2 separate regions of the Mus musculus genome follow, and region 2 is linked to region 1. Evidence: chromatin loops called from intact Hi-C (ENCODE). Cell type or tissue: left cerebral cortex. All regions are shown on one strand. Each heading gives the region's core, and the rest is flanking DNA. Links, peaks and the distances in the headings are about the cores only. Region 1 holds the start of Zfp993. Region 2 overlaps Zfp984 (zinc finger protein 984).

What was found. Peaks named below come from ENCODE experiments on the same cell type or tissue, not always from the same donor. Only the 100,000 strongest peaks of a DNase experiment are listed, where the experiment ranks them.
Region 2: a loop joins it to region 1, with 11 times the contacts of the local background. A loop is called at or near these places in 4 of 42 quality-filtered maps.

What each region holds. Positions count from the first base shown.
Region 1 is chr4:146,507,148-146,523,482 of GRCm38, forward strand. Zfp981 (zinc finger protein 981) reads left to right here. Exons shown (of 5, transcript NM_001243138.1): 2 at 5,638-5,730. It overlaps Zfp993, which reads left to right and starts at 5,702. Exons shown (of 7, transcript XM_030253976.1): 1 at 5,702-5,730. 1700095A21Rik (RIKEN cDNA 1700095A21 gene) reads right to left here. Exons shown (of 3, transcript NR_045468.1): 3 at 11,892-12,780. It also overlaps the pseudogene Vmn2r-ps16. In left cerebral cortex, for the core only: no CTCF peak of the experiment used is centred there; no DNase peak of the experiment used is centred there.
Region 2 is chr4:147,766,666-147,783,000 of GRCm38, forward strand. All of the region lies in intron 3 of Zfp984 (zinc finger protein 984), which reads right to left. Among named protein-coding and RNA genes, the nearest start is that of Zfp984, 35 kb to the right of the region's middle. In left cerebral cortex, for the core only: no CTCF peak of the experiment used is centred there; no DNase peak of the experiment used is centred there.

The DNA.
Region 1 (16,335 bases), core at 3,989-11,988:
AGGCCTATCAAGAAATCAAACAGGCCCTTCTAACTGCCCCCGCCCTGGGATTGCCAGATTTGACTAAACCCTTTGAACTCTTTGTCGACGAGAAGCAGGGCTACGCCAAAGGCGTCCTAACGCAAAAACTGGGACCTTGGCGTCGGCCTGTGGCCTACCTGTCCAAAAAGCTAGACCCAGTGGCAGCTGGGTGGCCCCCTTGCCTACGGATGGTAGCAGCCATTGCCGTTTTGATAAAAGATGCAGGCAAACTAACTATGGGACAGCCGCTAGTCATCCTGGCCCCCCATGCAGTAGAGGCACTGGTCAAGCAACCCCCTGACCGCTGGCTATCCAATGCCCGCATGACCCACTACCAGACAATGCTCCTAGACACTGACCGAGTTCAGTTCGGACCAGTGGTGGCCCTCAATCCTGCCACCTTGCTCCCTCTACCGGAGAAAGGAGCCCCCCATGATTGCCTCGAGATCTTGGCTGAAACGCATGGAACCAGACCGGACCTCACCGACCAGCCCATCCCAGACGCCGACCACACCTGGTATACCGATGGGAGCAGCTTTTTGCAAGAAGGACAGCGAAAAGCTGGGGCAGCAGTGACGACAGAGACCGAGGTAATCTGGGCGAGGGCCCTGCCAGCTGGAACGTCAGCCCAGCGAGCCGAACTGATCGCACTCACCCAAGCCCTGAAAATGGCAGAAGGTAAGAAGCTAAATGTTTACACTGACAGCCGATATGCTTTCGCCACGGCCCATGTCCATGGAGAAATCTATAGGAGGCGAGGGTTGCTGACCTCAGAGGGCAGAGAAATCAAAAACAAGAGCGAGATCCTGGCTTTACTGAAAGCTCTTTTCCTGCCTAAAAGACTCAGTATAATTCACTGCCCCGGGCATCAAAAGGGAAACAGTGCTGAAGCCAGGGGCAACCGTATGGCAGACCAAGCGGCCCGAGAGGCAGCCATAAGGACATCTCCAGAAACTTCCACCCTCCTCATAGAGGACTCGACCCCGTATACGCCCTCCCATTTCCACTACACTGAAACAGATCTAAAGAGATTACGAGAACTGGGAGCCACCTATAATCAGATAAAAGGATATTGGGTTCTACAAGGCAAGCCGGTAATGCCCGATCAGTTTGTGTTTGAACTATTAGACTCCTTACACAGGCTCACTCACCTCAGCCCTCAAAAGATGAAGGCACTCCTTGACAGAGAAGAAAGCCCCTACTACATGTTAAACAGAGACAGAACTCTCCAGTATGTGGCAGAATCATGCACAGCTTGTGCTCAAGTGAATGCTAGTAAAGCCAAGATCGGGGCAGGGGTACGAGTACGCGGACATCGACCAGGTACCCATTGGGAAATTGACTTTACTGAAGTTAAGCCAGGACTGTACGGGTACAAGTACCTCCTAGTGTTCGTGGACACCTTCTCTGGCTGGGTAGAAGCCTTCCCAACTAAACGTGAAACCGCCAAGGTGGTAACCAAGAAGCTATTAGAAGAAATATTCCCAAGATTCGGGATGCCACAGGTACTGGGTTCTGACAATGGGCCTGCCTTCGTCTCCCAAGTAAGTCATTCGGTGGCCGATTTACTGGGGATTGATTGGAAGTTACATTGTGCTTATAGACCCCAGAGTTCAGGTCAGGTAGAGAGAATGAATAGAACCATCAAGGAGACTTTAACCAAATTAACGCTTGCAGCTGGCACTAGAGACTGGGTACTCCTACTCCCCCTGGCCCTCTACCGAGCCCGGAATACTCCGGGCCCCCATGGACTTACTCCGTATGAAATCCTGTATGGGGCACCCCCGCCCCTCGTCAATTTTCATGATCCTGAAATGTCAAAGTTAACTAATAGTCCCTCTCTCCAAGCTCACTTACAGGCCCTCCAAGCAGTACAACGAGAGGTCTGGAAGCCACTGGCCGCTGCTTATCAGGACCAGCTGGATCAGCCAGTGATACCACACCCCTTCCGTGTCGGTGACGCCGTGTGGGTACGCCGGCACCAGACTAAGAACCTAGAACCTCGCTGGAAAGGACCCTACACCGTCCTACTGACCACCCCCACCGCTCTCAAAGTAGACGGCATCTCTGCGTGGATACACGCCGCTCACGTAAAGGCGGCGACAACTCCTCCGGCCGGAACAGCATGGAAGGTCCAGCGTTCTCAAAATCCCTTAAAGATAAGATTAACCCGTGGGGCCCCCTGATAGTTATGGGGATCTTAGTGGGGGCAGGAGCCTCGGGACAACGTGACAGCCCTCACCAGGTCTTCAATGTTACTTGGAGAGTTACCAACCTAATGACAGGACAAACAGCTAACGCCACCTCCCTCCTGGGGACGATGACAGACACCTTCCCTAAACTATATTTTGACCTGTGTGATTTAGTAGGAGACTACTGGGACGACCCAGATGGAGATGGTTGCCGCTCTCCCGGAAGAAGAAAAAGGACAAGACTGTATGACTTCTATGTTTGCTCCGGTCATACTGTACCAATAGGGTGTGGAGGGCCGGGAGAGGGCTACTGTGGCAAATGGGGATGTGAGACCACTGGACAGGCATACTGGAAGCCCTCATCATCATGGGACCTAATTTCCCTTAAGCGAGGAAACACTCCTAAGGATCAGGGCCCCTGTTATGATTCCTCGGTCTCCAGTGGCGTCCAGGGTGCTACACCGGGGGGTCGATGCAACCCCCTAGTCTTAGAATTCACTGACGCGGGTAAAAAGGCCAGCTGGGATGCCCCCAAAGTTTGGGGACTAAGACTCTATCGATCCACAAGGGCCGACCCGGTGACCCGGTTCTCTTTGACCCGCCAGGTCCTCAATGTAGGACCCCGCGTCCCCATTGGGCCTAATCCCGTGATCACTGACCAGCTACCCCCATCCCAACCCGTGCAGATCATGCTCCCCAGGCCTCCTCATCATCCTCCTTCAGGCACGGTCTCTATGGTACCTGGGGCTCCCCCGCCTTCTCAACAGCCTGGGACAGGAGACAGGCTACTAAATCTGGTAGACGGAGCCTACCAAGCACTCAACCTCACCAGTCCTGACAAAACCCAAGAGTGCTGGTTGTGTCTGGTATCGGGACCCCCCTACTACGAAGGGGTTGCCGTCCTAGGTACCTACTCCAACCATACCTCTGCCCCAGCTAACTGCTCCGTGGCCTCCCAACACAAGCTGACCCTGTCCGAAGTGACCGGACAGGGACTCTGCGTAGGAGCAGTTCCCAAAACCCATCAGGCCCTGTGTAATACCACCCAGAAGACGAGCGACGGGTCCTACTATCTGGCTGCTCCCGCCGGGACCATCTGGGCTTGCAACACCGGGCTCACTCCCTGCCTATCTACTACTGTACTCAACCTCACCACCGATTACTGTGTCCTGGTTGAGCTCTGGCCAAAGGTGACCTACCACTCCCCTGGTTATGTTTATGGCCAGTTTGAGAGAAAAACCAAATATAAAAGGGAGCCGGTGTCATTAACTCTGGCCCTGCTGTTGGGAGGACTTACTATGGGCGGCATAGCTGCAGGAGTAGGAACAGGGACTACAGCCCTAGTGGCCACCAAACAATTCGAGCAGCTCCAGGCAGCCATACATACAGACCTTGGGGCCTTAGAAAAATCAGTCAGTGCCCTAGAAAAGTCTCTGACCTCGTTGTCTGAGGTGGTCCTACAGAACCGGAGAGGATTAGATCTGCTGTTCCTAAAAGAAGGAGGATTATGTGCTGCCCTAAAAGAAGAATGCTGTTTCTACGCGGACCACACTGGCGTAGTAAGGGATAGCATGGCTAAGCTAAGAGAGAGACTAAACCAGAGACAAAAATTGTTCGAATCAGGACAAGGGTGGTTTGAGGGACTGTTTAACAGGTCCCCATGGTTCACGACCCTGATATCCACCATTATGGGCCCTCTGATAGTACTTTTATTAATCCTACTCTTCGGACCCTGTATTCTCAACCGCTTGGTCCAGTTTGTAAAAGACAGAATTTCGGTGGTGCAGGCCCTGGTTCTGACCCAACAGTATCACCAACTCAAATCAATAGATCCAGAAGCAGTGGAATCACGTGAATAAAAGATTTTATTCAGTTTCCAGAAAGAGGGGGGAATGAAAGACCCCACCATAAGGCTTAGCAAGCTAGCTGCAGTAACGCCATTTTGCAAGGCATGAAAAAGTACCAGAGCTGAGTTCTCAAAAGTTACAAGGAAGTTCAGTTAAAGATTAACAGTTAAAAATCAAGGCTGAATAATACTAGGACAAGGGCCAAAAAGGGTATATCGGTGGTCAAGCGCCTGGGCCCCGGCTCAGGGCCAAGAACCGATGGTACCCACCTGGGCCCCGGCTCAGGGCCAAGAACAGATGGTACCCAGATAAAGCGGAACCAGCAACAGTTTCTGAAAAAGTCCCACCTCAGTTTCAGGTTCCCCAAATGACCAGGAAATACCCCAAGCCTTGATTTAAACTAACCACTCAGCTCGCTTCTCGCTTCTGTACCCACGCTTTTTGCTCCCCAGCCCCAGCCCTATAAAAAGGGTAAAAACCCCACACTCGGCGCGCCAGTCCTCCGATAGACTGAGTCGCCCGGGTACCCGTGTTCCCAATAAAGCCTCTTGCTGATTACATCCGAATCGTGGTCTCGCTGATCCTTGGGAGGGTCTCCTCAGATTGATTGACCACCCACCTCGGGGGTCTTTCAATGCTACAGGCAGTTTTATAGGCAACTGTAGTTTCCTATGAGGCTTTATTAGTTTTCTAAGACATGCAACCTGCAGCACTTCAATAAGATACCTGGTTCTTGTGCTGGTGGTGAGGTTAATATTTGGCTTTTCAGTCTGAGGGAGAAAGCATTCAGAGATACTGGCTGGTTCCAAACTGCACCAGGCTATCAGGTGGGGGGAGGGGAATTGAGGGTGTGTTGGAGGATAGAGGGGCAGGCCAAGAGATAACCAGCAGCCAAGAAAGCACCTATCCAACTATGACTTAATTGATATGTTAACAGGTACCCCAGGTAGCCATTCTTCCTGAATTTCTTTGAATTTTTCCAAGGTTCAGCCCAGCAGGTGATGATTTCAGGAGTAGATATTTTAATAAGTGGAAAATTTACTATGGATTTTTTTTTTCTTTTTTTTCTTTTTTTCTTTTTTTTTTTTTTTTTTTGGTTTTTGGTTTTTTCGAGACAGGGTTTTTCTGTGTAGCCCTGGCTGTCCTGGAACTCACTTTGTAGGCCAGGCTGGCCTCGAACTCAGAAATCTGCCTGCCTCTGCCTCCCAAGTGCTGGGATTAAAGGTGTGCTACCGACAGGCTTTTACTATGGATTAAGACAAAATTAGACAACATCTTTTGAATAATCTTGATCACTTACTTACTGGATTACTGTCTGGATTCTGGGTCAGAATAATTTTCTTCCAGTCTTCCCTCCTCCTCTTCTGTGTTGCTTGGAAAAAGACTCTGTATGTGTATTAACTGTGTGGCTGACTCTCACATCTTTAGGGTAAACTGGAATACTCGGAGAAAAATAGGTATTCTCGTGATATCTTCTCTTTCCTTCATATTGATCCTTTTCTCGGGCATTGACGTCTTTCATTTTTGTTCCATGAACAGTTCCATGTTCATTCTAAACTATATTTTCTCACTTTCAGGTCTCCATATGCTCAGTCAAATCTCCATAACTGTAAATCAACACTAAGAGCACTGGATAGTTAAGGTCAAGGAGACTCTCACAAAGGATCCAGGTATGTTAGAGGTATTGAACAAGGGGTAGAGTGGGGCTCACCTGCCAGTACAAAGAGGACATGAATTTGATTTTGCCAGATTCTATTTCCTTAATGATTCTGGAAAAGAATAATATTAGATGTGATGATATGGATTTACCATGGAAGGCAGTGCTGTCAGCTGTCACTTGATGTCAATATTTAATTAATTTTGATCCTAGGAAATTGCTGCTGCCCATTGAAATCAAAGTTTCTTTTACCCAGATTGAAAGCAGCATCAGTCTATGGGTTTGACAAGGGCAATTTATACATAAAGCAAATATCATCAGTAGATTCCCTCCTAGGGCCTGTGACCTTCCTTACCGGATTTTTAGGCAGATTTTCACTGTAATCTATGGATTTTTTTTTCCTGTGGAGCTTGAAACAGAAAACCTGTTACCCACAGATAGTCAGTCTTGCCAGTATCATAAAAATTTCCATGCCTTGTCTGACAGATTCACATTGCAGCAAGTAGGTTGCAAACCTGAGTATATACATTGATAACTCTGCTTCCTGCCCCAATTTGCCTAGCAGTTTTTGTTACTATGGAAGTTACCACCAGGATGTCTAAGATGTCTGTTGACAGTGTCTGATATGAGGTGGTTTTCTCCAGAAGATCTACTTGCTTTCTGAATCACCTATTCTATCCACTCTAAATGTTTTCCTGTCCTTGACCTGTGTTCTTATTGATATTCTGTGTTGCATTAATCCCCATTAGAGTGGAATAATTATTGTTGACCTTCTCTGTACTGGTTGCTTTAGTTTTGAGTCTGTTTGCCTTATTTCTGAGGTATGTTTCTTCTCTTCTATTCTTGAGAGCTTTCATACTGAGCAGTGTCTACTTTTTACCACAGGGCTGTATAAGTAAGTTTCATTCTCCTACTGTCACTGTAATTTGGGAGGATTCCTGCCTACATCTATTAACCTAGGCCTAGTCATGTAAGCTTCTAGTCTCCATACAGTATTATCTAGGCCTAGTGTGTTTTCAGCCTCTGAAATTTGCTGCTGAATAAGCTCCCCCCCCCTTTCTTTCTTTTTTTCTTTCTTTTTTTTTTTTTTTTTTTTTTTTTTTTTTGGTTTTTCGGGACAGGGTTTCTCAGTGTATCCCTGGCTGTCCTGGAACTCACTCTGTAGACCAGGCTGGCCTCGAACTCAGAAATCCATCTGCCTCTGCCTCCCAAGTGCTGGGATTAAAGGCGTGTGCCACCAAGCCTGGCAAGCTCCCCCTTTCTTATTCCTTCTCAATGCTTAACTAGCTCGTTCAACTCGGTTTTTCCAGCTCAAACTCCTCTCCGAGCTGAGTTCTTCTTTCAGACACTGAATTGTTCCACTTGGCCTTAAATTAACTGTAGAAATCTTTTCTCATCTTCTGGCTCCTTCTCTTTCTCCTGCTCATTCTGTCTTTACCTGTTCCTAGCATGTTCTCTCTTCAGTCTGACTCTGTAAAACTCTCAGAACCCAGGTGCAGTGTCCTAGTACATCCAGCTCTGGTCTAGTCTGGCAGCAACATTGTGGGGAAGCTGTGCAGAGTAGGTCCAGAGAAGTTGTGTGGAAGGCAGCCTGCAACAGAGTTGGAGGAGTGGTTCCTGCTGGGGAGGGTGGGCTTCATGCATGATTAGATAAGTTTAAGGAAAAGACAAAATAAAAACGAAGAATCGGGGCTGGTGAGATGGCTCAGTGGGTAAGAGCACCCGATAGCAGCTGTCTTCAGACAGCTGCTACAGTGTACTTACATATAATAATAAATAAATCTTTAAAAAAAAAAACAAAAAAAAAAAAACGAAGAATCAACCAATCAATCAATGAATTCAGTAAGCAAGCAAGCAAAAATCCAAAACAATAAAAATTGCTGTGAAGAAGTGGGAAGCTAATTAATTTAAAAGGTCCTGAAGTAGGTGGGCTTAGAAGAATTGCAGGAAGCTGCTGAATATTGGGCGGGTTCAGAAGGAGGGGCTCTGAAGAGCCAAGCAGAAATGACAGGAAGTCCCGCCTTTTCAGCATTCTCCTTGTACCTTGGCTGCCTCGTGGTCAGGAAGTCCTGGAGGGAGACTAGTGCCTAGTATTTGCAGAACCTGAAAACTTCCTTAAGCTGCAGTTGCTGTGCTGGCCTCCTAGGACATTCAGCATCTGGTCCTGTAGCCTTCCAGGTCAGAGGAGCTGTTGGGCTGGGAAATGGGCAAGAGCAGGGCAGGCTTGTGGAGCAGGGGGTGCATTTTCTGTCGCTACTCTCACAATTCTGTTGTGGATATCTTACCTTTGTCAGGAAGTTTGAGATCCTGTGAATTGGGTTGATGGTGATGTTTTAATCAATTTTCTGGTTGCCAGAATATTTTTCTAAAGTATCCCTGTAGATCCTTGGCTGCATCTGGAGTTTGTATACTGGGATGTTTGTCTTTGCCAAAGCCTTTATAAAGCTCCTGTAATTCAAATTCGTTCATGCTTTCTTAACTCCCCTGTTACTCCATTTGCCATTTCATTTCCCTTTCTCCAGGGAACTGAGTAGGCATCCTGAGAGATTTGTAGATATTTGTCATATGGCGATTGGTGGAGATTTGATTGAATTAGAAAATTTACGTTATAAAGCACCATCATATGGCTGTAAATATTAACATTAACCTAACAAAGTTAGTCTCCGTTAGTTTCACACTGAGGCATATGCACTCTTTGATGTAAGTACAGCATTCAGAGATGCGTCTTAGTGAAAGATTTCAACTAAGAATATTAGATGTGATGATATGGATTTCCCATGTTAGGCAGTGCTGTCAGCTCTCACTTCATGTCAATATTTAAATAATTTTGATGCTGGGAAATTGCTGTTGCCCATTGAAATCAAAGTTTCTTTTACCCAGACTGAAATCAGCATCAGTTAATGTGTTTGAAAAGGGCCATTTACACATGAAGCAGATGTCAATCCTGGATTCCCTCCCAGGGCCTCTGACCTTCCTTATTGGATTTTAGCCAGATTCTCTGTTTAGTCTATATATGTTTTTCCTGAGGAGCCGGCCTCAGCTTGAACAGGAAAGCCTTTTGTTACCCACAGATAGCCTTGCCACTATGATACTGGAGGCCATGCCTTGCCTGGCAGATTGAAATTGTAGCACACAGGATACAAATCTGGGTATGGCCATTGATAACTCTGCCTCCTGCCCCAGTTTGCATAGCAGTTTCTGGACTCTGAATGCTACCACCAGAGAGTCCATCCACAATATTTGTTGACAGAGTGGATGGTCTGATCTGAGTTGTTCTTCTCCAGAAGATGCTCTTGCTTTCTGAATCACGTCTTCGGTCCAGTCTACACGAGTTTAAGTCCTTGAATTGTGTTCACACTGATGCAGTTTGTTGAATTTGGCCTTATTATATTGTGGATACCAACAAGAGCTTGCTGACCGGAGGCTGATATAGCTGTCTCCTGAGAGGCTCTATTAGTGCCTGACAAATGTAGAAGTGGGTGCTCACAGTCATCCTTTGGACTGTGCACAGGGTCCCCAATGAAAGAGCTAGAGAAAGTACCCAAATACCTGATGGGGTTTACAGCCCCATAGTAGGAACAACAATAGGAACTAACCAGTATCCCTAGAGCTACCTGAAACTAAACCACCAACCAAAAAACAAAACAAAACAAAACCAAAAAACCAAAACCCAAAAAAAACCAAAACATATTGTGGGTCTCATGGCTCTAGCTGCATCTGTAGGTGATGATGGCCTAGTAGGTCATCAATGGGAGGAGAGCCCTTGGACCTGTGAAAGTTCTATGCCAGAATATAGGGGAACACTAGGGCCAGTAAGCAGGAGAGGATGGGTTCTTTAAAATGGGGAGGGGGGAGAGGATAGAGGAATTTTGGAGAGGATACTAGGAAAGGGATTAACATTTGAAATGTAAATAAAGAAAATATCTAATACAAAATGGAAAAAAAAGGATGGAATAATGACTTTTCTACCTTTTCTGGACGGTTTGGTTTAGTTTCAAGTCTATTTCCATTTGTTTTCTGAGGTGTGTTTCTTCTCTTCTTACATTCTAGAAAGCTTTTATAGTGAGTGGTATTAGATTTTCCACAGAACCTTAAAAGTAACTTGTATTTTCCTATTATAATTGTTGTCTGGGAGGCTTACTGCCTCTGTCTACTTACCTTGGCCTAGTCCTGGAAGCCTCTAGCCCCTAAACAATCTTATCTGGTCCTAGAGTGTTTTCACCCTCAGAAATTTCCTGCTGAATAAGCTCCCCCTTTGTTTGTTCATTTCAACTCTTGTTTTTTTTTTTTTTTTGTTTGTTTTGTTTTGTTTTGTTTTTTTGTTTTCCAGACAGGGTTTCTCTGTGTAGAGTCCTGGGTGTCCTGGAACTCACTCTGCTGACCAGGCTGGCCTCGAACTCAGAAATATGCTGGGATTAAAGGCATGTGCCACCACTGTCTGACCTCATTTCAACTCTTAACTGGATGGTTCAACTCAGCTGTTCAGGCTCAAACTACTCTCCCAACTGACTCATTCAGCCTGGTTCTTCTCTCAGACACTGAATTGCTCTGCTTGGCCTTAAATTAACTATAGCAATCTTTTTTAAATCTTCTGGCTCCGTCTCTTTCTCCTGTTCATTCTGTCTTTACCTGTGCCTAGCATGTTCTCTCTTCAGCCTGAGTCTGTAAAATTCTCCCAGTAAAACTGTGTCCTTCTCCCTCTCTGTGGCTCTACTCTCTCAACTATACTATACTGCTGCCCATGCACCCTACTGTATTCCTTTACCATTCTCTTCTTCCTGTACTGTCTTTCTCTCCCTTAAGTAGCTTCCCCTTCCTCTCTCACCTCAGGAGTGTTGGGCATATCCTGTTCTCTAAGATCTTTCTCTGATATTTCACATTTTCTGCCATTCAATTAGACAATACTGTAAAAATGTGAAACTCCTTCTTCTTAGTAAATGTACTTTTGTTGTTTGGGATTAAAGCGAATCCTAAAGGCTTGCTTGTATTCCAACCACAGTGATGAGAGTTGTGTGCCTTGTGCTGAACCACACCCTAAGTCAGAACAGGTTTGAATATCCCTTTACAATATGATGACAGTTTAGTTCGGCAGAATTTCTTCTTCCTGTACTGAAAACCAAGATTCACAAATAATTCTCTTAATTATGTAGATAGCTGTGTTATCTATTCTAACTTCTACCAAGATTTTTATTGTGAACTTCTTTGATGATAGGTCAATGAAAATCTGTTCTTTGTGAGATTGCATTCCTTAGCATTTGCAATCTAGAAGGTTTGCAGGCATTGTAAGTGGCAAAATATGGTTCATATTGTTCTCCATTCCTTGTATGGGAGAGAGCTTTACTATGTTGTACATGAGTAATATTTCCTACTTTTCTTATATTCATTCCTTCATTCTTCACAATAAATGTCTTATTTCATAAGTTCTCATGAAAATTTTGTGTCTTATTCTTTTGTGCATATTTTCATTAGTTTATTTTCTATGTAATTTTTTTGAGTAAAAAAGGTGTCTTAATATATTACTATGTTCAAATGTATGTTTTACACTGTCAATACTTGTAGCCACTTTTCTGGATTTCACATTACAGTTGCCAGTTATTTTCTCTCAGGGCTTGAAAAATATGATTCCATGTTCTTCTGATTTTAATGTATGGATAAATATTTAGTACTACTGTATGCTAATATAATCATCTCTTTTAATGGTAAGGGATAGGAAAAGACAGCTTTAAAGAGATAAACATTGTTACAACACTTAGATGTGACAATAGGAAGATACAAATGGGAGTACAGGAATCCAATATTTCAGAGACTTTCCTTGAAAATGCTAGACTAGAATGCTATGGCCTTCTAGTACTCAAGAGTCCCAATGTCTGAACACTGCATGTTGCTATTTGAGTTTATCTACTTTAAACAGATGTGATGAAACAAGTGATAGTAAACTTTGCCTGGAAGGCTCAAGCGTTTGGAATTGTGTCTATTCAGAATCAGGTATGTATTTGAGGAAATGTCAGTTGCAAGATTTAAAGTCGAAGCCCTAGTGTTCATATTGACTTCATGGTGGAAGTAGGTAAACCCATGGGTTATTCTTCCCATTCTAGAATGAGCTCTTGTTCAATCTCCATGAAATGGAAGATGTGCTTTTCCTGTTATACAATTAGACAAAACAATTCCAGGACACACATTTATATTATGTATTTCTTCCTTTTGAACTTAAAGTACAGCATCTGTCACTGAAGCAGGAATTTATGCTCTGTTGCTGGTAGAAATGACAACGATACTCAGCCTGTATGTCACAAGTAAGAGTCATGAAGTGACATACTTTGAAAAATGTCCTCATTTCTCCCTGAAAATTCATGTATTCCTATGCCCATTTTTATTACACATTTGATGCTGTCTGCAAATGCCCAGGGCATCAAGTTTTGAGTATTGTAAATTTATGACAGCAATGTATTTTTCCCTGCATATCCAATTTCTGTTTTACAGAAATTCCTGTTGTCAGTAAATGGATTAGGGATTATACTCATTTCATGCATGTTACAATTGTTAGAATATTCACAGAGAAACATTCTGGTAGAGAATTTGCATTACCTGGTTTCTTTGGTATTGCAGATATTACAAAGCTCCTAGATTTTACTCTAATCTGTGCTAACTAAATCTCCTAGTGCTTGCGTTTTCAGGTGAATGGCCTTCGCACATGAAGTGTCCCAGAGTGCTTACACAGTTACCATCTCTATCTCTGTCTCATCCCTTGTTATTCATGTTTTCATCCTATCCTTGTGTTATCTACTGTTTTCTGGTCAAATTTCTTGTGGGATTTTTCAGAAGAAATTTGTGAATTTGGTGCAGAATTTGATTATTCCTGAGAAAGTGCTAGAAGGAACACTGAGAGCCTGGGTTTCTGCACTTGATTATTCCTGGCCTAGTGTTTATTGTTCCTAGGAAATCAATATTTCCCTTGTCAATTCTCATTCATTTTCTGACATTCCATGGTACTCAATCATCTGCTTTTTCTCATTGTCAATCTATACTTCTGAGGCCGGGGCGTTGAAAGAGATCATTCATATACCTGTTGAATGCCAAGAGAAATATTTGACATGAGAGAAATATAAGGTCAATGAAATACATAAAAAGCACTAAATATTTGCTGATATCATGGTCATGACAACTTTCTTCTGTAATAGTATCTCCATGTTTAGAATGAATTCTTTTTTTTTTTTTTTTTTTTTTTTTTTAGTTTATCGAGACAGGGTTTCACTGTGTAGCCCTGGCTGTCCTGGAACTCACTCTGTAGACCAGGCTAGTCTTGAACTCAGAGATCCACCTGCCTCTGCCTCCCAAGTGCTGGGATTAAAGGCATGCGCCACCATGCCCGGCCCAAGTGAATTCTTATGTTTTTATTTATGCATAAACATATTTATGTATTTGTGCATATATGTGTTTGTATGTGTATTTGTATGTATGCCAAGAGACCATTATCATACATTCTGTCTTTCATGTGAACCTACCTACAAGAGTGGTGGCCAGAGATGAAATCTGTAACAAACAGCTAGGCTCCGAAGAGTGTCATTGTATTCATATTTATTACTGATTGGGAACTTGAGAACTACCTGGAACAATGCCACAATGCAGATACATGCTTATTCAGGAAGATGTTCTAACTGTGATAGTATTTTAACAGATTTGATATAATGAGGGAATCGTTCCAAGGGCATTACCCTCAAATGATTCATTTTATCCCTCTGTATATATATTCTCCCTGGCAGCCATCAGTGAGTTTCTACCATGTCTCCTCCTTGATTTTGTATGTCAATATATTTTATGCAATATGCTCTCAGCATAAAATATATTCATAGTAACACTATTCATATTCATAGTAACACTAGTCATAAAATTGCATATAGAAGTTATATACGAGTCAATTGTCATTTTTACACTAAAGACCCTTAACTTGATTTTTTTAAATAAAGTTTCTAAAATTTTCTCTGCACCCCATCCCATCCCTCCTCCCCACCCTACTAAGAGGATGTCCACACCTCACCATTCCACCAGGCCTCCCCAGTCCCTGGCACTTCAAGTCTCTGGAGGGTTAGGTGAATGTTCTTTCACTGAGGTCAGACCAGGCAGTCATCCACTGTTTATTTGTCATGATCATCATGTCAGCTGCTGTATATGGCCTGGTTGTTGGCCCCTTTTCTGAGAGATCTTGCAGGGTCCAGTTCAGTTGAGACTGCTGGCATATGGATGGGGCCACCCTCCGCCTCGGCTTCTTCTGGCCTTTCCCCAATTCAACCACAGGGGTCATTGGCTTCCATCCATTGGTTGGGTGCTAGAATCTGCATCTGACTCACCTGCTTGTTGAACCTCTTAGAGGGCAGCCATGCCAAGCTCCTGTCTATAAGCATACCACAGTATGAGTAACAGTGTCACTGCCCTTTGCCTCCCCTTGATATGGATCCTAATTTGGGCCTGTCCATGGACCTCCTTTCTCTCATGTGCTTCTGCAGTTTTGTCCCTGGAGATGCTTCAAACAGGAAGAATTCTGGATCAGAGGTTTTGTGTATAGGATTGCAACTCCATCACTCCACTTGATGCCTGTCCCTCCACTGGAGGTGGACTCTACAAGTTCCCCCTCTCCACTGTAGAGCACTTTATCCAAGGTCTCTCCCTTTGAGTCCTGGGAGTCTCTCACCTCCTAGGTCTTTGGAACATGTGAGATGGACCTCTATAGCCTACCTCCTGAGGCTGTCTATTTCCATTTTTTTACTGGTTCTCGGGCTTCTGTCCTCCCCCCATCCCTCATAATGCCTGATCATGTTTCTCCTTCCCCTCTCTGTCCCTGCTCCCACTCAAGTCCCTCCCTCCTTCTTCCCCCATGACTGCTTTCTTCTCTCTCCCAACTGGGATTAAGACATTCTCACTTGGTTCCTTGAGCTTTTAACCCTTTTTAGTCATTTACGTTGTATTATATACTTTTTTGGGCTTATATCCATTTATTAGTGTGTACATACTATGCATGTCCTTTTTGGGTCTGAGTTACCTCACTCAGGATGGAATTTTCTAGTTCAGTCCATTTTCCTCCAAAGCTCCTGATGTCATTGTTCTTAATAGATGAATAATATTCCATTGTGTGAATGAACCATGTTTCAGTATCGATTCTTCCATTGTGGGGCATCTGGGTTGTTTCCAGCTCCTGGCTATCACAAATAAGGCCACTCTGAACATAGTGGAACACAAGCCTCTGTGTCATGGTGGGGCATCTTTTGTGTACATGCCCAAGAGTGGTATAGCTGGGTTTTAAGGTATATCTATTTCCAATTTTCTGAGGAATTTCCAGATTGATTTCCAGAATACTTGACCAGTTTGCAATTCCACAAGCAATGGAGGATTGGTCCTCTTTCTCCACATCCTGTTCAGCATGTGCTGTCACCTGAGTTTTTGATCTTAGCCATTCTGATTGGTGGAAGGTGGAATCTCAGTGTTGCTTTGATTTATATTTTTCTGATCACTAAGGACTTTGAACATATCTTTTGAAGTTTCTCAGCCTTCCACAGTTGCTCCATTGTGAATTCTCTGTTTAGGTATCTACCACATTATTTGATTGGGTTGTTTGGTTTCTTGGTGGTTAGCTCCTTTAGTCCTTTATATATATTGGATATTAGCCTTGTATCAAGTGTGGGGATAGAGAAGAATTTTTTCCCAATCTGTAGGTTGCCACTTTGTCCTATTTACTATGAAGTTTGCCTTACAAAAGCTTTCTAGTTTCACGAGGTCCCATTTGTCAATTTGTGATCTTAGAGCCTGAGCCATTGGAGTTCTTTTTAGGAAATTTCCCCCTGTGACAGTAAGTTTGAGGCTCTTTCCCATTATATCTTCTTTTTTTTTTTAAAGATTTTATTTATTATATCTAAGTACACTGTAGCTGTCTTCAGATACACCAGAAGAGGGCGTCAGATCTCATGGGTGGTTGTGAGCCACCATGTGGTTGCTGGGATTTGAATTCAGGGCCTTTGGAAGAGCAGTCAGTGCTCTTAACTTCCGAGCCATCTCTCCAGCCAGCCCCCACCTTTATCTTCTATTTCCTTGATTGTATCTTGTTTTATATTGAGTTCCTTGATCCACTTGAACTTGAGCTTTGTGCAAGGTGACAAATGTGGATCTATTTTCATTTTTCTACATACAGACTGCTTGTTAGACCAGCACTGGTTATTGAAGATTTTTTTTCCATTATATATTTTTGGCTTCTTTGTCAAAGATCAATTGTCTGTAAGTGTGTGGTTTAATTTCTGGGCCTTAAGTTCTATCCATTGATCAACCTCTCTGTCTCTGTACCATTACATGCAGTTTTTATCACTATTGCTCTGTAGTAACCTGTAACGTTTACAAAATGAAATGAAGTACACTGTTTTTTAAACATAGCAGCTCCTATGTAGTTTGCTTGGGTGCGCTTTCTGGTTGCTAAATCTAGATATAGAGGCTAGTTTTAAGTGAGAAATTACCTTTCTGTTTTTCAACTCCTTCACAGACTAAGTTTGGCTGCCTGGAAATATCTCTTTGATAGATCTTGTACACATAGGTGTGTATTGCTCTGTCTCCTGAATCCAGGTGTTAAAGATGTGTCCCA
Region 2 (16,335 bases), core at 3,375-11,374, 1.3 Mb after region 1:
GGAAGTGTGGGATGTGGAATAGTTAGAGGATGGACCAGGAGGGCAATAAAATCTAGAGTGTGGAAAAAATGAGAGGAAGGAAGACAGGAAGGAAGGAAGAAAGAGAAAGAAAAGAAAAGAGTAATAATAAAATAATCTCTATGCCCAGAAAGTGCATCCAAGCAACATACATAGGAGCTGCTATGCTTAAGAACAAAACAAAGCAAACAAACAAAAACAAATGTACTTCTGTTTTTGTATTGTTGTTTTTTCTAGGAGTAAAGGTTCTAAGGTTTTAAAATGCTGACTCAGAATAATCAAAAGAGAACCTGGAGTAAATGATTGTAATGATTTGTAATTCCTAAGGAAGTAGCTTATGCAAAGGAGTTTTCATCTGCAAAGAGCTATTTAGAGACTTGTCGCCACAGAGTACAGAACTGTCAGCTTGCATCCATCATTAACAACAAGTCATTCTCCACCACTCCCATTAGCTCCTTAGGACCCTTTCCCACCCAAGGCAGCTTCTCTGCATCTGTCCACCATGATTGCTCTTCAGAATCTCAACCTACATGAACCATAGCTACAGGAAGGGGAAAAACATGGAGTAGGAGAACCTTATAACTCCAAAATAAAAGAGCAAAGTCATTAAATGGGATATTCCTTAATGCTTTTTTTCTTCAGCACAGTATCCCATCAACATCTATAGAAAATTCTTACTGATATAAACCACATGATGCAACATAGAGATAGCAATCAGAATGCTTAAAGCCTGTCTGAAAATTGCTGGGAGCATTTCTACCTCATAGAACATGTTTAGAATTCACCTTATTTCATTTGACCTGCAGAAACAGTACATGTATTTATTAAGTGTGTTGTACTTTTTTACAGAAAACCACCTCAGGCAATGGCTCAATCTAAATGGCAAAGATCATGGTGTAGTGGCTATTCCTGGTTGTCAACTTGACTATATTTGGAATGAACTACAATCCAGAATTGGAAGGCTCACCAGTGACCTTTATCTGGAGGCTTGGAGATCCTTATCTGGATCTTGGTTTGGAGATCTTGAGCCATAGTGGCTATGGATTCCAGAAGATTGAATCTCCGAGTTTAAGGAACACACCTTTAATCTGGGCTACACCTTCTGCTAGAGACAATATAAGGACATTGGAAGAAGGGAGTCTAGCTCTTGCTCCTTCGCCTGCTTGCTGTGTGAGACTGAGTAACTGCTAGATCCTTGGACTTCAATTCACAGCTGCGACTGAACAATTGTTGGGAATTGGGCTGCCAACTGTAAGTCATCAATAAATTCCTTTACTATCTAGAGACTATCCATAAGTTCTGTGACTCTAGAGAACCCTGACTAATACAGAAGTTGGTACCAGGAGTGGGGTATTCCTGTGACAACCTGACCATGTTTTGGGGAGGACTGTGGAAGGACTTTGGAACTTTGGGCTTGAAGATCCATTTGTTGTTAAGAGCTCTGTCAGATGCTGTGTAGGAGCTTGGAAGATAATGTTGAGAACAGTGCAGAAGATGGAGGTCTGGTTTGTGAAATTTCAGAGGGAAAATTAAAGACTCTTTTCAGGGCCATTGCTGTTTTGATTGTGAAGATTCTGTAGTTTTGGTTAGCTGGGGCTGAAGAATCAGTTGTGATTAACAAGATAGCAGAACTACTAAAGCAAAAACTTTGAATTACTGGGACTATTGATGCTGGTTAGCTGGAGCTAAAAAATTAGCAGTGATTAAGAAGAGACCAGCATCATTGAGGTGACATCTTCTGGGAAGTGTTTTCTGAAAGCACAAAGAGGCTGTGTTCCAGAGATAGTCAAGGTTGTACTCCTGAAGCAGCGGGACTTGGTAATATATAAGGGTCACCCAGGTGGTACTGGTTTTGAAGGCATGAAGGGGTCACGCAGAGCAGCTAAGGCTCGACTCTGTGAGAGGCCATGGAAGGCCATTGGTGAAGGTGCAGCTGCAGTTGCAATTGAAGGCCCAGGACTAAAGGGGTCATGCAGTGTTTTGGAGATGCCAGTACCATGAGATGACCACCAAGAGCAGCAGCAGCAGTGGAGTACAGGCATCTGGAGCCTAGAGGACGACGCGTGTACTACAAAGGGCATGGCTGGAGAAGTGACCCAAGCCCTTGGAGGAGCCCAGAAGATTGTGAGTTGGATCCCAGACACTGGAAGGTTGGACACTGATTTTTGCTTTTGATTGTGACTGTGCCCTGATATTTTCCCTCTTGAAGGAAGAAACTATTTTAGTGGAGCCCACAGTTAAGAGACTTTTAATTGTAAAAAGACTTTGGATTTTAAAAGAGATGGATATTTTCAAGAGATTGAAATTTTAAGAATATGTAAAGGCTGTGGGATGTTTAAAGTTATTTAGACCTTGGGGATGAATAAGATTGTAAGGGTTGAGGCTTACTAGTGATGTTTTTGTGTGTCAAGTTGACAAGGGGTCAATTGTACTGGCTAGTTTTGTGTCAACTTGACACAGCTGGAGTTATCACAGAGAAAGGAGCTTCAGTTGAGGAAATGCATCCATGAGATCCAACTGTAAGGCATTTTCTCAATTAGTGATCAAGGGGGAATGGCCCCTTGTGGGTGAGACCATCTCTGGGCTGGTAGTCTTGGGTGCTATAAGAGAGCAGTCTGAGCAAGTTGGGGGAGGCAAGCCATTAAAGAACATCCCTCCATGGCCTCTGCATCAGCTCCTGCTTTCTGACCTCCTTGAGTTCCAGTCCTGACTTCCTTTGGTGATGAACAGCAGTATGGAAGTGTAAGCCGAATAAACCCTTTCCTCCCTAACTTGCTTCTTGGTCATGATGTTTGTGCAGGAATAGAAACCCTGGATTTCTTCAAGATGATAAACTTGTCATCATATTTACTTATAACCACTCATATCAGTGTCTAGTGCACACTGTTGAGAAGAAAAGTGTAGCTTTCTAACTTACTCCTCCTTCAAGATGGACTTGTTTCTGCTTTACTTGCATGCAAAACTTGGTGTGAGGTCACTTATCAATTGAAACTTACCTGGGCTATTTAAAAGGTAGAATGTTACAATTCAGCTCATAAAAATCTGCTTAAAACTTCATGTGAATGCTAAATCATTGTTGGATGTATAGGACAATCCAGCTACTGAGTGCCAGAGAGAAATTAGTGTTCAGGACCTTATAGCACCAAAGAACATGCTTTTAAGCTTGTCCCTGTGACTATATCCTCTCTTAGATCTGCTTCCTGCTTTCTCTACAAGCTTCCATCAAGCAGATCCATTATGAGTTAACACATGGACTCTTAACTGATTAGGCTAAACAATTCTTCAATTCCCTATGCCTTGTGGAAAGACCTTCCCATACACATGCAAAAGCATGTCATACTATTCCTCTAGACTGCTTTTAGACAATTTTAATATTAAATTGTTCATTTTATTTTATTTTGTTTAGCCTTATTTATGAATGTTCGTCCTGTATGTGTATGTGTGTGCCACGCTTGCATGCTTTCTCTCAGTGGACATCAGAAGAGGAGGTCAGATTCCCACAAACTGGAAGTCTAGGTGGTTATGGAACGTGATGTGGTGCTAACAGTCTAATCCTGTTCCTTTGCAAGAGCAACAACTTCTCTTCAAATTTCATCCATCTCTAAACATGTAACATATAACCCCATTTATATTAGTCATGAATGATTCTTGTTTAATAACCATGAACTATTTTATAGTGTGGGAACATCAGTGGTGAGGATTAAGATCTGAGTCTCATGCTTATACCTTACATTAAGAAAATGGTGGAATCTGATACAACCCATTTTCCTTCTGGAGCAGATTTCTTGGTTGATGGGATGCTGGATAACAGCATTTTCATGTATTATAAATTCCTTCACAATTAGGGTGCCTCCTCATAAAAGTGAATACCTAAATACTTCATATATAGGATAAATCTTCTTTTCTCACATTACAATGAACCCATAAGAGTCTCCAGCTCTGGGTTCCATGGATACAAAATAGTTTTATCATACATAGGGATCCTTCCTAATTGGTAAAATATTGATATGAAGGGTCAGCTGTCCTTTAACATATCCAGGCTTCACATTCCTCTCACTCTCTTTCCTGTACTGTTTCTTGTGTCCTACACAACACTTCCAGATCATTTTTAATTTTTAAATAAAGTTTATTTATTTCAATTTTTTAGGGAATATGATCTTTGACTGCATGTAGCTCTGTAGACTTCAGAAATGCAGAAGCTATAGCACCAAGACAATGGTAAAAGATATTCTGGACCTGCATAGTGCAAGAAGAAGTGCCCTTAACTGGAGAGCCACATCTTTGATTCTCAATTAGCTGCTGTGGAGACATAAATCAATAAATATTGGGACAGGATTCATGGAGCATGAAGGCTACCTTCTTAGAGTGCCAGGGTAAGTGCCAGCACAGTCAGGAAAGATAAGTGAGGTGAGAAAGATATTTTGAGAAATTTGGAAGTAGGACACTGGTTGTGAAAGACATTTTCACATAATTATGTACATGAGGGCTTACAAGCATGAAAATGAGTCACTCGAAAATAGGAAAAAAGAAAACATCTTCAATAACCAGTGCTGGTCTAACTGGCAGTCTGCATGTAGGAAAATGAAAATAGATCCATATTTGTCACCTTGCACAAAGCTCAAGTTCAAGTGGATCAAGGACATCAACATAAAACAAGACACAATCCAGGAAATAGAAGATAAAGTGGGAAAGAGCCTCAAACTTACTGTCACAGGGGGAATTTCCTAAAAAAACTCCAAGACAGAAAAGGATGTGCAAAGTTTCCACAATAACTTATCACAGTACAGCAGTGCTTGCACATAGCAAGTAAGACTTAGAATGTTTTCAGTGTTCAAATAAGGATATGAGGAAAACAAGTTTTCTCCAATTACAAGAAACATAATTCTTCAACTCAAGACCTGCAAGTATCCCAAGAGAATAATCCAATCTGATAAAATACTTAACAGGATATAGAATAATACAAGAAAAATCCAAAAAAAAATGAGATTTGGTTTTATACATTCCTAAGGAATAATCTGATAACTGAGAAGAGCACTCAGTGTCTAAAAGGTTCTTGGATATGCTGGTTTAGCATGCAAACTGCTAAAAGGATCTCTGTAGGCTGATGGGTGTAAGGTGTCATTAATGGTTCTCCCTAGATGATGACCCTTGTGCTGGAATACCAACCTGTCTGACAATGTATGTTGACAGGTGTAGTAGTGACAAGTAGGTAACAGAAACTTTACTGGTTTGAACTAAAGTCAGCCTACAAAGGAAATACAGACATGGAACTGGAAGCTCAGGCTGAAAAAGTGAATTTATAACTGACATACTGCTATATGTAGAAATACGGAAATATATTTAAATTGTTGGTGCTTTCAGCCCAAGTCAAAGAAACATGGTTTGTAAAGGAAAACTGCCAATTCAGAGAGAGCTGAATAAAAAGCCAGCAGTGGGGGAAAGGCAACACTGTAAAAGAAGGAGAGAGTGGAGTTATGGAAACCCATGCTGTCACTTACCATGGAACATGGGATTATGAATATATGACAGCCTGGATACCCATCCAAAACCTTCCTCAGAACATACATGAAACACAAGGATAGGATGAAAACACGAATAACAAGGGACGGGACAGGGATAGAAGACATGGTAACTGTGTAAGCACTCTGGGACACTTCATGTGCGAAGGCCATTCACCTGAAAAGGCAAGCACTAGGAGATTTAGAGAGCACATATTAAACTCTAGGAACTTTGTAATATCTGCAATACCAAAGAAACCAGATAATGCAAATCCTCTACCAGAATGTTTCTCTGTGAATATTCTAACAATTGTAATATTCATGAAATGAGTATAATCCCTAATTTATGTGATAGAAAATTTATTGACAACAGGAATTTCTGTAAAACAGAAATTGGAGATGCACGGAAAAACACATTGCTGTCATAAATTTACAATATGTATAACTTGATGCCCTGGGCATTTGTAGACAGACAGCATCAAGTGTGTAATAAAAAATGGGCATAGGAATACATGAATTTTCAGGGAGTAATGAGGACATTTTTCAAAGTATGTCACTTCATGATTCTTACCTGTGACATACAGGCTGAGTATCGTTGTCATTTCTACCAGCAACAGACCATAAGTTCCTGCTCAAGTGACAGATGTTGTACTTTAAATTCAAAAGTAAGAAATACATAAAATAAATGTATGTCCGGGAATTGTTTTTATCTAATTGTATAACAGGAAAAGCACATCTTCCATTTCATGGAGACTGAACAAGAGCTCATTCTAGAATGGGAAGAAAAACCCATGGGTTTACCTACTTCCACTATGAAGTCAATATGAACACTAGGGCTTCGACTTTAAATCTTGCAACTGACATTTCCTCAAATACACACCTGATCCTGAAGAGACACAATTCCACATGCTTGAGCCTTCCAGTCAAAGTTTACTATCACTTGTTTCATCAAATCTGTTTTACAGTAGATAAACTCAAATAGCAACATGCAGTGTGCAAACATTGGGACTCTTGAGTACTAAAAGGCCATAGCATTGTAGCCTAGCATTCCCTAGGAAAGTCTCTCAGATATTGGATTCCTGTACTCTCTGGTGTATCTGCCTATTGTCACATCTAAGTGCTGTAACAATGTTTATCTCTTTCCAGATGTCTTGTCCTAGCCCTTACCATCAAAAGAGGTGATATTATATTAGCATACAGTAGTACTAAATATTTATCCATAGCTTAAAATCAGGAGAGTATGGAATCATATTTTTCAAGCCCTAAGAGAAAATAACTGGCAACTGTAATGTTAAATTCAGAAAAGTGGCTACAAGTATTGACAGTGTAAAACATATATTTTCACACAGTGTGTGTGTGTGTATATATATATATATATACATATATATATATATATACATAAGTTTAGACACCGTTTTACTCAAAAACCTACATAGAAAATAATCTAATGAAAATATACACAAAAGAATAAGACATAAAATTTTCATGAGAACTTCGGAAAGAAGACATTTTTTTTGTGAAGAATGAATGAATATAAGAACACTAGGAAATATTCCTCATGTCCTACATAGTAAAGCTCTTTCGCCTACAATGAATGGAGACATTATGAACCATATTTTTGCCACTCATAATGCCCGCAAACCTTCTAGATTGCAAATGCTAAGGAATACAGTATGGCAAAGGACAGATTTTCATTGACCAATCAGCAAAGAAGTTCACAATGAAACTCTTGGTAGAAGTCAGAATAGATAGCACAGCTATCTACATAATGAAGACTATTATATGTAAATCTTGGTTTTCAGTTCAGGAAGAAATTCTGCCAAACTAAACTATTGTGTAGGGATATTCAAGCCTGTTCTGACTTAGGGTGTGGTTCAGCACAAGGCACACAGCTTTCCTCACTGTGGTTGGAATACAAGCAAGCCTTTAGGATTTGCTTTAATCCCAAATAACGAAAGTACATTTACTAAGAAGAAGGAGGTGCACATGTTTGAAAGTGTTGTCTAACTGAATGGCAGAAAATGTGAAATATCAGAGAAAGATCTTAGAGAACAGGATATGCCCAACACTCCTGAGATGAGAGAGGAAGGGGAAGCTACTTAAGGAAGAGAAAGACAGTACAGGAAGAAGAGATGGTAAAGGAATACAGTAGGGTGCATGGGCAGGAGTACAGTACAGTTGAGAGAGTAGAGCCACAGAGAGGGAGAAGGACACAGTTTTACTGGGAGAGTTTTACAGAGTCAGATTGAAGAGGGAACATGCTAGGCACGGGCAAAGACAGAATGAGCAGGAGAAAGAGACGGAGCCAGAAGATTTAAAAATGAGATTGCTACAGTTAATTTAAGGCCAAGCAGAGCAATTCTGTGTCTGAGAACCAGGCTGAATGAGTCAGCTGGGAGAGTAGTTTGAGCCTGAACAGCTGAGTTGAACCAGACAGTTAAGAGTTGAAATGAGGCTGGGCAGTGGTGGTGCATGCCTTTAATCCCAGCACTTTTCTGAGTTCGAGGCCAACCTGGTCTGCAGAGTGAGTTCCAGGGCAGCCAGGACTCTACACAGAGAAACCCTGTCGGGAAAACCAAGAAAACATTTTTTTTTTTTAAAAAAAAAGGAGTTGAAAGGAACCTAAAAGAAAGGGGGAACTTAATCCGCAGGAAATTTCAGGGGTTGAAAACACTCTAGGACTAAATAAGATTTTTAAGAGGCTAGAGGCTTACAGGACTAGGCCATGGTAATTAGACGACAGGGCATATGAAACTGGCAGTAGGAAGTGACCAAAGTCCATCTCTTGGTGAAGATGTAATATTTTAAAAAGCTTTCAAACATTGTAGAATTGCTTTTTCTCTGACAACACTCAGGGTTAACAGAACCTACTATATATCTTCTCAATTGTACATTGCTGCAATCCTGTCTTCATGCTTCAATGAAACCTAAGGGGTAACATTAATAACTAAGACTATGAAGACGCATCTCTGGATGCTGTATTTACATCAAAGACTACATATACCTCAGTGTGAAACTAATGGAGACTATAACTTTGTTAGGTTAATGTTAATATTTACAGCAATATGATGGTGCTTTATAACGTAACGAAATTTTCTAATTCAATCAAATCTCCACCAATTCCCCATATGACAAATATCTACAAAGCTCTCTCAGGATGCCTACTCAGTTCCCTGGAGAAAGGGAAATGAGATGGCAAATGGAGGAACAGGGGAGTTAAGAAAGCATGAACGAATTTGAATTACAGGAGCTTTATAAAGGCTTTTGCAAAGACAAACCTCCCGGTATACAAACTCCAGATGAAGCCAAGAATCTATAAGGATACTTTAGAAAAATATTCTGGCAACCATAAAATTGATTAAAACATCACCATGAACCCAAGTCACAGGATCTCAAACTTCCTGACAATGGTAAGATATCCACAACAGAATTGTGAGAGTAGCGACAGAAAATGCACCCCTGCTCCACATGCCTGCCCTGCTCCTGCCCATTTACCAGCCCAACAGCTCCTCTGACCTGGAAGGTGACAGGACCAGCTGCTCAATGTCCTAGGAGGCCAGCACAACAACTGCAGCTTAAGGAAGTTTTCAGGTGCTGTAAATACTAGGCACTAGTCTCCCTCCAGGACTTCCTGACCACGAGGCAGCCAAGGTACCAGGAGAAGATGGAACTTCCTGTCATTTCTGCCTGGTTCCTCAGAGCCCCTCCTTCTGAACCCGCCCAATACTCAGCAGCTTCCTGCCATTCTTCTAAACCCATCTACTTCAGGGCTTTTTAATTAATTAGCTTCCCAATTCTTGAGAGCAATTTTTGTGGGTTTGGATTTTTGCTTGCTTGCTTGCTTGCTTATTTAATTCGTTGATTGATTTTTGGATTGATTGATTCTTTGTTTTTATTTCGTCTTTTTCTTAATCTTATCTAATGAAGCAGGAGGCCCACCCTCCCCATCAGGAACCACTCCTCCAACTCTGTTGTGGAAACACAACTTCTCAGGACCTACTCTGCTCAGCTTCCCACAAGGTTGCTGCCAGACTAGACCAGAACTGAATGTAGTAGGACACTGCACCTGGGTTCTGAACCCTTCAGATACAACGGATCCTGCCTAACTTCTCATATTGGGAGTCTAGAATCCTGGGCTAAAAATGCACACAATTAAGCACTCCCTCTGAATTCTGATGCTCAATACCCAAAACAAAGTAAAACTAGGATACAATGTCTTTTGCTCAAACTATCAACTATGTATGTATCTTATAAAGAGAGCAATTTACATGATATCCAAGGTAAAGAATAGAAAACCCAGAGTCATCATCAAAGAGATCAAAGTGTGTAAGCCACATATATCAACTGAAAGAGGACAGGAACAAAATGATTCCTGGGCAAGAGAATAATAGCAAATGCCTGAAGGAAAGGAGGACAACATAGGATATGAAAATTGAGTTCAATATGTGCTTAGAAATAAACAAGGAAAAGAGCCTGAAAAGAAAATGCAGTAAGGCAAATAATAATAACTCATAGAGAACGTGTGGGAGACAGATTATTAGACTTGGACAAAAGGTAGAGGAGCTGGATGCCTTAGTCAAAGAAAATGATGAATTAAAATGATGTCAGATTTAGGCACAATATTATTTACTGCTTGAAAGGTGAGGCAATAAATAAAAATTCCTTTGAATAACTGTCTAGATTTTTATCAAAAGAAAGAATAAAGAAAGGAAAGAAGGAAGGGAGGAAGAGAGGAAGGAAGGAAGGAAGGAAAAAATAAAAACAGACCTACAATACATACTGCACTTTTTAGCCATTTGTTCATAGAAGATTCCCTGATTGTGCTCTATAATACTCTATGTACACCCATGCATATCTTCATAGGCTGGCGAAAGGAGACTCGAGAATTACCCAAGTCACCTTAGAGAATATGGCTGGAAGTCAACTCTTTTCATGATTGTAATGAGTTCCAGGATTCTCTTGTGACCTCTGAGGTTCAAAACCTGTTGTGATGACTGTGAGAAGTTAAAATGGATTCTAGGCCAGCATGGAAGTGAGAGCTCAGAAGCACAAGTCTAGACCTGATGGTCTTTCTTTAGAGAACAGGGTTCTGAGCCCATGGACACCTTCCAGAATGCAGGGCTACTTGTTACCCATTGTGGTGAGTTTTAAATTTTCCCATATTGTGCTTATGTGAAAAGAAAAAAAAATTATGTCAAAAGTTCACAAGTTAATTGATTCTGCATATGTGGATAGATTAAACACTGGTGATTAATAATGCATATGAGTTAAGAGAAGAATAAATAACCTTTCCCTCAGAGATAATTTAACTAAGTGCGAGTCCAAAGATGAATTCTCTACTTCCTGTTATCTAAGCCTTCCATCCTCTGTGTGTCTATTCAGTTAATTTAAACCTGTAACTTGCTGAATGCTGCCTTGTATATATCTCTCTTCCTGTGTGTCTACCTTTTGTCTCCATGTTCGTGTCTATCTGTGTACTCTGTGTGTATGTCTGTTGGCTTTTGTATCACCATTGCTGGTCTTAAGAAAGACCTTTGCAATATTTTCGGGAACATCAAGAAAACCCCATCACATGGGGAAGGAATGGTATAGTATACAGAAATCTTTAACAGAGTTTTAAAAAGGATGAGGTAACTGGCTCCAAGTGATCAAGAAAACAAACATTTACAGACATCACTGTTTATCAATCAGTACACATAATGGTATATTCATTTTGGAAGATTGTACTAAGCCTCTGCATTTCATGCATTCAGCAAATGACACTCAGGCAGTTTCTGGACATGCCTTGAAAAAGTACATAAATTACCATTGTATCAATCAATTATCATTGTACCAATGCATCACGTTAGGTTTTAAAAATTGATAACAAGAGAAATACAAGGAAAATAACGTTTCTTTTTACATTGTTCTTTGAAAAAATGCTAAAACATAAAGTTGAATACACAGTAGAACTGCAGTTTTAAATCTTAAATTTCTTCAAGTTGCATTAATTCTGGTTGTAAGGTCCAAGAAAAATCACCATCTATTAGAAAGTAAGAACTTTTGTATACTGCATTGCCACACTTGTGGTTCTGCAAATGCATAGGAAAGCACCATGGTACAAGACTCCATGAAGTTTGGATGGCTGTATTCTTAGTAAGATGTCTGGAAATATTAAAAAAAAAAAAAAAAAAACCAGAACCAGCTTATAAGTGTATGAAAGTGATTCTAATGAAGTCTCTGAATTCTGAAAGAGATGGAGTTCCAGTTGGTCTTGTCTTTTCCACTGGGTTTTATCAACTGAGTTGTTCTACAAAGTGGTTTCATAAAAATAAGCAAACACTGCAGGGCACTGACAACAAAAGGTGTTGCTTTTTACAAACTGACAATAAGTCTTCATTGCTAATGACCAGACTTACACAACTCACTGTGTATGAAGAGGTCAAGCTGGTGCGTCCAAGAGCATTGGCTCTTATGTTCCACAGTCCTCGTTATGGGAAGGGCTTTGCAAGCTATAAAAAGTGAAATATATACACAAAACCAACCAAAAAGACATTGATCTAAGATTTGTCCTTCCTCCAAAATAAGCTATGAATTTATTGTGAATAACACTAGAACTAGAAACATCGATAAAATAGATTTTTTTCTGTAGAGAGAAAAAGGATCTTGTGGTCAAAAATAAGCTCTAGGTAACCAGGAATATAAAACCACAGAGTTCTCTCTTCAGTGGAAGAAAAGTACACTTTTTTCTGACCAGAAGTGAGGGAATGGATGTAGTAAGTGGCATGGTGAGCTGTGCTAGATGTAGTTCCATAGAACACCTGAAGGTCCCAAACAATAAAATTGTCCCAGACAATCTTCCCTTGATCATTGTTTCTCAGGCAATACAAACAAGCCTTGCAGGAGTTGTGACATGTATCTTGTAGCTTGGTGTCCTCTACACTGTATGCTTGATCCTCCTCTAGGCCCTTTAGTTTTAGAATCCAACTTTAAGAAAGACTCACATAGACTTTGCAAAAGACTTTTGAGGTAGTCATACTTTCATCTTCACTGTGCACAGAGGATTGAGACAATTATTACCAAGAAATTTCTTTCCAAAATTTTACTGTGCTTAATTATTTCTAAAATAAACCACCCTGGGGTCAGAATCTAGAAGTTACACTCAACATTGTCTACAGGAAGAATGGATAGCACACTTACTGGTTTTAACTACTCAGAAATCCCTGAGTTTGCTCAAGCTCAGGACATAAAATACCAGCAATCTCCAACCACGGGTATTTCCAATCCTGAAAATCCATCACCTACAACTAAACCCTATACAAAGCCTGCCTCCCACTCATTTCTCTTCTGCTTCTCACCTGAGCAGAGGCAGCCTCCCTCCAGTGTTCTTCCCAGTCATTATCTTGTGTGTGGTTAACTGTCCCATGGGGCTTTGTAGTTTATCTTGACTTCTGAATACCAGGAGACTTTTTACTTCAGATGTTAACACAGGCACTGGGAAAGATTTTCTCTGAGTGCTGTAGGAATTTCATTGGCAATAACCCACAACACACCCACAACCAGTGCTGAAATAATTACAGAGTGGTATTGAACTAGATTTCTTTTTTGTCTCATGGATTGTTACTCTACCAGAACTAGTGTTTGCAGAGACTCCCACATTTATATCCTCTATCCAGTAAACATCAATCATCGTCTTTCATTCTGACTAATGAACTCAAAGCTGAGCCAAAAAATTTCTTCCCCTTTGAAATTTTAGCTTCTTGATATCTTCACTTAAAAGGACCCATAGGAAAATATACTTTATCAGCAATCAGCAAAATATTTCACACAAAAAATGCACAAACATATATCAGAAATTTGAGACTAGAAAGTGTGATGTACAAATACTAATGCTTGGGCTAGTTCTTTTGAAATATATTATAACTTTTACCTTAGCTTTTTGGGGGCAGATTTGTCAATTAGTGAGTCTATGGATTTTATTTGTTTGCTTGCTTGTTTGTTTTCCTACTGAGATACAGAAAGGGAGATCCAGAAGGGAGAAAAAGTGGACAGGAACTGAGAAGACTAGAGGGAATGGAAACTCCCCAAGATATATTGGATGAGAAAACAATCTTCATCATTTTGGATGGATTCTTAGTGATGTCTTTTGGATTCAGTATTTGAGTATTTTATTGAGTATTTTGCATCAATGTACATAAGGGTAATTGTTCTGAAAGTGTCCACAATGACATGAGCATACTTCAGCCTCTCAAACTAGGATTGTGAGTATTACTAATGTGCAAAACATGATTTTGCAACAGTACTGTGTGAGTCACAAGGGTTACAAATATTAAATTTTGTACATGAAGAGCACTCCACTTCTGTTCAGGAGTCTGTTTGTTGTCGTTGTTGTTATTGAAACTCATTTTATCAATGCTGCATACTAATGGAAGTTTGCCTAAAATATTTGTGCTTCCTTTAGGTCGATATTTCCAAGGAAAAGAGGATGTGTTGATCTGTATCTGCCTTTGCATTTCCCTCAGACAAATGTCCTACAAGATTAGACTGGGACACAATATGGAAAAAAACTGGTCTCTAGAGTCTACAAAAAGAAAAGAATTCACCCCGAAGCCCAACCCTAAAAAAGTAATCAATCCAGTAAAGCCTTTTCATGTCACTATCACAAAAATGTCATAAAAGAATTTATAATGAAGAGAAATCCTACAAATACAAGCAATGTGCTTAGCGTCAGGTGCATCTGTGGACAGCTAGAAGTGTCTTTACAGCCAACTTCTAGACCCAGTGAGGACACTCCTCATCTGTAGGCAACAGCCCCTGCATCTGTTGCCATGGCACCCAACATGGCACCACTTCCCTTTCACACGCTTCCCATCCTCATGGACTGAATAAAAGAGTGTTCCCTCATTGCACAGACCCTTCTCTTCTTCTGACCTCTCACCATTCTCAGAGGCTCTTTCTGCCAATAAATCCTCCCACATGACACCTGAAGCTTGGTGTGATATGTCCAGGATTTTGCCTGCCTCTTCTAACAAATATGAAGAAATGATTTCTGTTAACCTTGTGACTCATGCAGTATTGTTTCTGTTACATAAACAAATTCATGATAAAGAAAAATTCTGTGAGTAAGCTTTTAGATGCCTTTACAGGAATTAATGCATTCACAAGTAAATGTAGGAAAGAACTCACACAAGAGAAACACACTATTCATGTGACCTTTTGATGAAGACTAAACATCATAGTTGTCTCTCGTGATCATTAATAGTTGTGGGAGTTTGTATTTTGAAATATTTGAAGCCAATTTTAAAGTTTAATGTATGTGAGGCAAATCCATTCACAAAACTTTATTAAGCCATTGTTATACTCCTTCTGTGGATCCTGGTCATCTTCTTCTGCATTTTCACATGGTGATCTCCCCCCCCCCACAATGTATAGCATGGATGCTGATCATCTCTGTGATCCATTGTTTATTTAAATATCAGACTGTGTGTACTCATACTTTCCAAGTAAGGTGTTTGTGAAGGGTGTTGTGTGGTTGTTCCTGGTTTTAGTTTTCAGATTTTCACAAAATCCCTAGAGATGATGCTTGCTATCCAGCCTCATTTGGATGTCAGTCATTGGGCAAGGCTACATTTGAACTCTTTATTTTCATGTGTCAGCCTCATGAATACATGTCCAATGGTAGAAGATGTAACCCTAACATTTACTGTTTTGTCAACATATTTAACAATGTTCATGTTCATATGTTTAATAGAAGAGAATATCAAAAACATTAAGTAGCTCATCAATCAGAGATGGAACCAAGTAGAATAATCAGCAATCAACTGCATATCTCACAATATACCTCACTTGCTATGACTATGTGAATATTATTTGATACTTCATGTTTCTTCATGTTCCCATTAGTTATGTTTTGGCACTGCATCTTCAAATAGTCACTTCTAATGAATTATCTAGAGATGGTAGATACTGTAACAGCAATAAAATTAAATGGAAAAATTTATGGTGTGTGTGCATTTGTATGGTATTTATACAGTGATTTTGGCCATTAGTGATATGAGAGAGAGAGAGAAAGAAAGAGAGAGATACTCATATTTTTATAGTGATTTACGCCATAACTGATATAGGTAGATTGGAAGACAACTTTGTACAGTCTACATTGGACATTTCGTTAAAGATTTATTTATCTTATGTATATGAGAACACTATAGCTCGCTTTAGACACAACAGAAGAGGGCATCAAATCCCATGGTTGTGAGCCACCATGTGGTTGCTGGGAACTGAACTCATAACATCAGAAAGAGTATTCAGTGTTCTTACCCACAGAGCCATAATTTTAGCCCCTGCACATTTTTTATATATTGATTAAGGTCAGATTTCTAGCTTTGCATCCTACAGACATTTTACACTGAGCCTTCTCACAGATGCTCAAAAAAGCTTAGTCTTTACATCAATAAATATATTGTCTTCTTTCTCGTTGTAAAGATATTTGCCACAGACCCTCTCGATCCCTGTGTCTGCGTGGAACGGGTCTCTGGGGCAAGTGGGCAAAGCGTAGGATTAATTGACAAACAGACGCACACAGGAGAGGTGTTGAATCTGAATGTAATCTCAGGTCGAGCATTAGACTATTTTATAATACAGAAAATTACCAGGAGCTACAAATCACATCAGACAAGGTACACTGAAATTTACCAGATACAAGAGAATGACTGCAAAAGGAATTTGCAGGAATTAAATAAATGTTTACAATAGAAATTAGCAGCCCTGCCTAGGATCAGCCTAGTGACAAGGAAGAATTTCACACTTTAGTGTTAATAGCACCAGGGGGTAATTACTCTTG